2 separate regions of the Mus musculus genome follow, and region 1 is linked to region 2. A link is a contact called in ENCODE POLR2A ChIA-PET data. All regions are on one chromosome and are shown on one strand. Each heading gives the region's core, a stretch centred on a gene start or an enhancer-like site at or near the end of the contact. The rest is flanking DNA. Distances are from core to core; before and after follow the strand shown.

The links. ChIA-PET counts read pairs that join two places held with the same protein, here RNA polymerase II (POLR2A).
Region 1: POLR2A ChIA-PET joins it to region 2 with 49 read pairs in embryonic stem cell. The contact joins the promoter of Lima1 here to the promoter of Cox14 in region 2. POLR2A ChIA-PET finds 5 or more read pairs at or near these places in 5 of 5 experiments (Patski and embryonic stem cell).

What each region holds. Positions count from the first base shown.
Region 1 is chr15:99,873,964-99,877,280 of GRCm38, reverse strand. Lima1 (LIM domain and actin binding 1) reads left to right here and starts at 1,825. Exons shown (of 11, transcript NM_001113545.1): 1 at 1,825-1,948.
Region 2 is chr15:99,723,847-99,726,940 of GRCm38, reverse strand. It overlaps Cox14 (cytochrome c oxidase assembly protein 14), which reads right to left and starts at 1,323. Exons shown (of 2, transcript NM_183256.3): 1 at 1,093-1,323. Gpd1 (glycerol-3-phosphate dehydrogenase 1 (soluble)) reads right to left here. Exons shown (of 8, transcript NM_010271.3): 8 at 1,927-3,094. Gm16537 (predicted gene 16537) reads left to right here and starts at 2,467. Exons shown (of 3, transcript NR_155353.1): 1 at 2,467-2,624.

The DNA of each region.
Region 1 (3,317 bases), core at 576-3,075, 150 kb before region 2:
GAAGTCCGGTCCCATATTGGTAACACATCCTCTTTAACATTCTCCTGTCCCAGCTGGTTTTGTGTGTCAACTTGACACAGCTGAAGTTATCACAGAGAAAGGAGCCTCCCTTGAGGAAAGGCCTCCATGAGATCCAGCTATAAGGCATTTTCTCAATCAGTGATCAAGGGTACGAGGGCCCATTGTGGGTGGTGACCAGTTCTCAGGCCTTGGATTATTCATGTTTAATGGTGTTAACACAAAATAAGCAGGCCATTAGCCTAAGGTTATTTTTGTACCAGAAAGTCCTTCTAACTGATTAATTCTGAATCGAGACAGCCATTCACAGATAGCCAACCAGTCAATTGGTTATATAACTAGGGAGCTGCCATGTGACCGTATCAAATAAAGCAAAGCCAATATCATTACTTCCTTGTTCGGCTTATGAAGCTCCTTTCCCAAGCTGTTAGAGAAGTTTGCTGATTTCCCGTTTAAAAAAACAAAAACAAAAACAAAACCCTTTTAATCTTCGAATAAAGTTAATTTGCTTCTTTAGTACATTTATCCAGAAATCAGTCTAGGTTAGATTTTTGAATGATATTCTATCCTTGGTGAATGGCTCAATTCCTTAAAACTTGTTCATCAACAGCTTTTTGTAGGTTTCTTGTTTTGTTCCTTTTGGGTTATTCTCACTCTGTAACACTGGACATCCAGGGACTCAAGGCAACCATCCTACCTCAGTTGCCAGGATAAAGGCCACATGTCCTGTGCCCTTTGCCAGTGACTGCTTTAGGAGTTGAACAAATCTTTCTACCACTGGCCCTTATGATACTAATCAACACTCACATGAAAAGCCTCAGAATTCCTTTCGTTTGGTATGTCACTAGACCTCAGGAAAGGATACTATCAAAAGGCTTCGTGCAGAGAGGAATGGTGGTGGAGCCAAGAATCTGAGGGCTGGATGGCCACATGCTATGTCTCCTCATGATCTATTCAGACCCTCACATTCCTAGTGCAGAAACAGAAACAGGTCTTGCAGACACTGTTGAGAAGTGCAAGCCCACTCTAGGGTGTGTGCTACTACCCTTCTCTTAGAGCCTCTTTTAAAAAAGACTTTTATTTAATCTTATTAGTATGTATATGTGTGTGAGTGTGTGATGTGTGTGCAGTTCCTCACGGACGCCAGAAAATGGTATCAGGTTCCCCAGGTGCTGGAGTTACGGGCAGTTTTGTGAGCCAACAGCTCAAAGATCACTTCAGCTACACTGTGAGTTCCAGGCTAATCTCAGCTACATGTGATGACCCTCCTCTGTCTCAAAAGAAAATGAAGGAAAACCACCCGTTGTTGAAAAAAACAAAAAACCAAAAACCAAACAAACAAAACCCATAGCTCTTGGAGAACTTGGACACCACCTACTCTTATCTAATCCTATCCTTTCCTGAGGAAACTCAGGTCCACTGAGGTGAAGTGATCCAATGTAGTCTGAGCCAGGCCTCTTTGGCAGCTCTTTGCAGCACAGGGCATGGCCTCTCTTAAAATACCTTTCCACAGAACTTACCCCGACAGCACCAGGAACTTCCCTGAAGTTGCACTTAGACCAGATTTCTGGGTGAGTCTCAGATCAAACTGCTGCAATCTCTAGTCAGAGAGAGATAGGGTGAGCCAGAAAGGGGACACGACCAAGTTGGAGGCTGACACAGGAGCCACGCCTCCTGCAACACCACCGCTACTAGGGCGACGCTCCGGTCACGAGTTGAACACGCCGCCGGGAGCGAGCACGTTCGCTCCAAGGCCGCGCGGGAGGCGGGAGACGGGCGCGCCTCCGCGGCAGGGGGCGGGGCTCTGAGCGGGGCCGGGGCGGGGCCGCGGAGCTGAAGGTGCTGCAGCCCAGTTGCGACAGGTGCGCTGGGCAGACAGAGCGCAGGACCGTGGCCGTGCAGCGCCGAGCCCCGACGGCTTTCTAGTCAGGTAAGCGCTTCCTCTCGCCTCGCCCTCCGCAGCCTGCATGCGCGCGGAGACCCTGCTGAGCCCCGCACTCTCCCCGCGTATTTTGAGGCGGTGGGTAGCAGGAGCAGGAGGCTCACCCCTTGGGGTCCACGTTGGAGGAGCCTCCCATGCTCCGCCCTCCCTTCTGGGAAGTCCAAGGGACTGAGACTTCGCTGCCTGGGCCCCTGGTCTCGCACGGGATGGAGGGAAAGTGGCATTTCATCAAAAGTTAAAACACCCTCTTAGGGAGGTAATCCTGCCACTCTTTCCTTCTTCCACGCGGCCGTTCCTTTTCCAATTTTTCTCCCGTCCATTCCTCCAGATGAACTCTGGTTAAGACTTAACATCCTTCCGAACAGTTCCTACTTGCTGTGTCCTTCCCAAATCGCTATGGTGTACTTGAGCTGGGATCCACTGCTCACTCGCATCCGTAGGTGTTAATATTAGGTAACTGTACACCCCTGGCCACACACACTGGAGCTCGAAGTCGTGGGTGCTAGGAGCGAACCATCTGGCACCCGTCCTAGCCTTCTTATTGGTGCTCACAACAATGAGTTTAGCTGATCCTGGTGAGAGATACTGATCTGCTATTGTCTTGCAACTAATTCCAGCTCTCAAAAATCTGCCTAATCCAAATGGTTCTGTTGACTTTGCAAGTTAGCCGAAGACTGTGAGGTTATGTTTTTAAGACGTTGACCTTTGGAGGGCAGATCATCCTTGGCACGGAAGTGGGTGAGTGGGCTACTTTGTATCTACATAGTTACTGGTACAAATACCTAGTCCAGTTAGTCTATGGACGACCAAGTGTGATCATGTTTAGACAGCCTTCAAAAAGCTATAGAGTTAGCAGGAAAGAACAACTCCTCCTCAGTCGTTGTCTTCTCCTCCTCCTCTCCCTCCTTTTTCTTCTTCTCTTCCTCTTTCTGCTTCTTCAGAGAATCCCTGACTAGCCTTGAGCTGGCTATCTAGCTTTGGCTGCCTGAAATATGGCTGCCTCTGCATCTTGAATGTTAGGATTAAAGGTGTGCTCCACTGTCCCTGACCTTCAATATATATATATATATATATATATATATATATATATATATATATATATATATATATATATATATATATATATATATATATATATATATATATTTTAAAAATTACCATTTGTGTGATGTGTGTGCATGAATACCAGCCATCGTGCTATGGTAGGCTTGTGGAGGTCAGAGGGCAGCTTATAGGAGTTGGTTCTCTCTAACTTAGGATTTGAGGATCAAACTCTGGTCCTTAGTCTTGTGCAGCAAAGGTTTTCATCTTCTGAGCCATCTTGCCAGCCCAGAGAAGTTCGTTCGTCCTTTCTTTC
Region 2 (3,094 bases), core at 74-2,573:
GAATCAAACCTGGGTCCTCTGGAAGAACAGCAAGGCTCTTAACTGCTGAGCCATCTCTCCAGCCTCAGAACCATATTTTAATCAGGCTACTTATTGTGGTAGTGAAATTCTCCCGAGAGAGGACCTGAAGATAGACTTGAGGATGTGTGTGTCTGGGGGATCCTGCCTGTAGAGTGCCAGAGTCACTTCGCCCTGGTGAAAAGCTAATTTCACCTTGTTCACTGATAGAGAAGATTTGAGTATGATTTAAAGTGGGATGTAACTCAGTGTAGCAGGCACAAAGCCAGAGGTTCAGTCCCCAGAACTGCATTAAACAGAGCATGTGGTATATGCTGGAAATCCCAGCACTCAGGATGTGGACATGAGACCCTGTCAAAAACAAAAAACAAAAAAACGGGGGGGGGGTGTGAAACAAAAAGAAGCAAATCCGAGATAACCTCAAAAACAAACAATAAAACCCTGAAGTTAGAAGCCCAGATACAAGGATTAACTTTGGAAATAAAAGAAACTCTTGAGACTGGCAGAAGGTTTTCATCTGATGGGCATCCTTTACAAAACAAATAAGGATCAAAGCCCTAAAACCACCCCAGCTTCTGTCATTTAGCCCTCTTTGGAGAGACTTGGTGTCCGCAGAAAACAACTTCTGACTAACGGAGCCCAGAAAGGTAAGCTATGAACCCCATATTCTGTAGGATCAGAGAAGGTGGTGAGGACCTCAGAGAAATAAGTGGCTTTGAGGGACCGTGAGGAGCTTTGGGGTTGAGGCGAGCAGTTTCAGAAGGGAGGACAGCCAGGCCGCAGTCACACCAGGAAGGCGGTCGGACTATGACAGCCGGGGAGCCAGCAGGGGCTAGCACAGCGCAGGGACTAGGAGCCGCGCGCTCTCAAGGGCACAGGCCGAGGACGCGCGGTGCGGGACACAGGGGAGCGGAGGGGAGCGCGGTGCGGGGCACAGGGGACAGCAGGGACTCGGAACGGGGAGCAGGGGAACAGCGTGAAAAGCGGCGACACGGGGAGCAGGGGGCGCGGTGCGCCGAGCAGGAGAGCGTGGGGGGAGGGCGAGTGCGCTTGGCCGTCCGGCCCGCGGCCTACCTGGAGGCTGCAACTCGGCCGCGTCAGAGCGATGCCTGCTCAGTCTGCCACTCGCAGAGTCGCGCGGCCGCCGCAGGGCAGGAAGAGGCAGTCACCAACGCGCAGCTCCTCAGCCACTGGTGCTCAGCCCCGCTCCGGACCCGACACCCCCTGCGAAAACTCGCCCACTAAAGCGAGAGCCAGCCTTGAACTTCCGGCTTCTACCTCTCTCTTACGCACGCTCAGTCTAGCCTTCCTCTCGGAAAGGCCCATTGAATTCTGGGGGGTGTGGTTCTGGTCCATCAAGAGCGCTCCTTGGAAAACGGGAAAAATTTTAGCTCAGAATTAGCCAATCCGCAGTCTAAGTTCAGTGACGTAAACTGTAGCTAGGTAGATCCTCGGAATTCTCCAGCGATGGGCCTAGCGCCCCCTACCGCCTGGAGCGGCCCTTTACAGGGTGATCCGGAGGAACCGACCTTAGCTGGACCAGCACTAGTGAGGCCACAGAATGGGTGTAGGGGGTGAGTCGGGGGATGGGAGGGTGACTCGCTAATATTTCTGCCTTGTGCGCGACCTCCTCGTAGGCAGGCAACGTGACAGACCCTGTAAGAAGCGCTGGGAAGACTGGCTGACAGCTTGGGTGGAAGAGGGGATACGAAGCACAAAAGGGGACGGGGGTGGGGTGGGGGGGTGGAGGTGGGGGCTGTGAGCAGAGTGGACGCCAATGCCGATTGATGCCCGAGTGTGGCTGCTATTAAACAAGGATGATTTTTTCCACTTCTTGTCTTACATTGAGTAAAACATGCATGCAGTGATACATGACCCCACACACTGCCACATAAACTCCCCCAACTCTTCCAGTTTCTGGAAAAACCACACTTTATTGGGTAGACAAGTGGCCTGACAGAAGACCTCAGATTCACAGTTGACTGACTGAGCAAACATAGGTTAAGGTGTTGGAATCTGTCTGCATCCCGCCCCAGTCTCCCGGGGAACAGCTCTGAATTGAGTCATGCGTGGGAGGGTTCCAGCCCAGTCGGGATCGATGACAGGGCCCCCCCTCTTCCCCTTACCCGACAGCTCTGACCTTCACTAAGACGGAATTCTTAAAGGCTAGGAGCAGAGAGGGACCTGGCACCTTAATGTGTTAGTTTAATATCAAGCTGGCCAGAGCCACGGTGTCCCAGTTGCTGCCACACAGGAAATGGAGACCCCTGGTGGAGAGAGAAACCTCCAGCTATTTATAGCTAGCGCTCCAGGCTGCTGATCTGTGACATTCTCTTGCTGCCACCCAACTTTGGAACAGGGCCAGTGCAAAGCAGTCTCCCATCCCCCTCTGATCTCCCTCACCCCAGGGCAGGCAGTTTTCAATTGTCCTTCCCTCGAGTTCCCCAGCTCCTGAGGTGTGTGGGTCCGATCTCGCGAGGACCTTGTTCTGTTCCGAGGACAGCTGGCCTTGGACTAGGACCCACCAACCCTTGTGGAAACCTACTGAACCTTTGAGCTGCTCCTTAGTTCTAAGCCTACAGATGCCGGGTGGCCTTCCAGGCTGGGTGAGAACGACTTGGGCAAAAGGAAAGGGCAGAGTCAAGAATATGGGCTGACAGCCCTGAGGACGATAAACTATAAATCCTACATTCTGTTAGACGTGAAGTTGGTGGTGACTGCAGAGAGAAGCGGCCTTGTGGGGAGGACCCTGAGAAGAAAGGTCAGCAGTAGGAGGGGCTGGCCGGGGCCGGAGCTCCTGACTGGGGAGGTGGACAAATAGGAAGGTCAGGGGAGCCTGAGCCATCTGAGCCTGCTGTGAAAAGAGTGTAGCTCTGTCAGCAGATTAGATTCCTGCTCCCCAAAGAGGGTGCTGGCAGCTGGGTGCAGGCAAGGGAAAGCTGGGAAAGGTCACACAGGGTGGGGAGGCCCTGACAAAGCTCCAGGAACCAGGAAGTCTCTGGGAAGAATGGAGCGCCCCAGGGCCAGAGATGCCTGTGGAGAGCAACTCTTGTGCCAGAGTAGCCTGGGGGAGGGG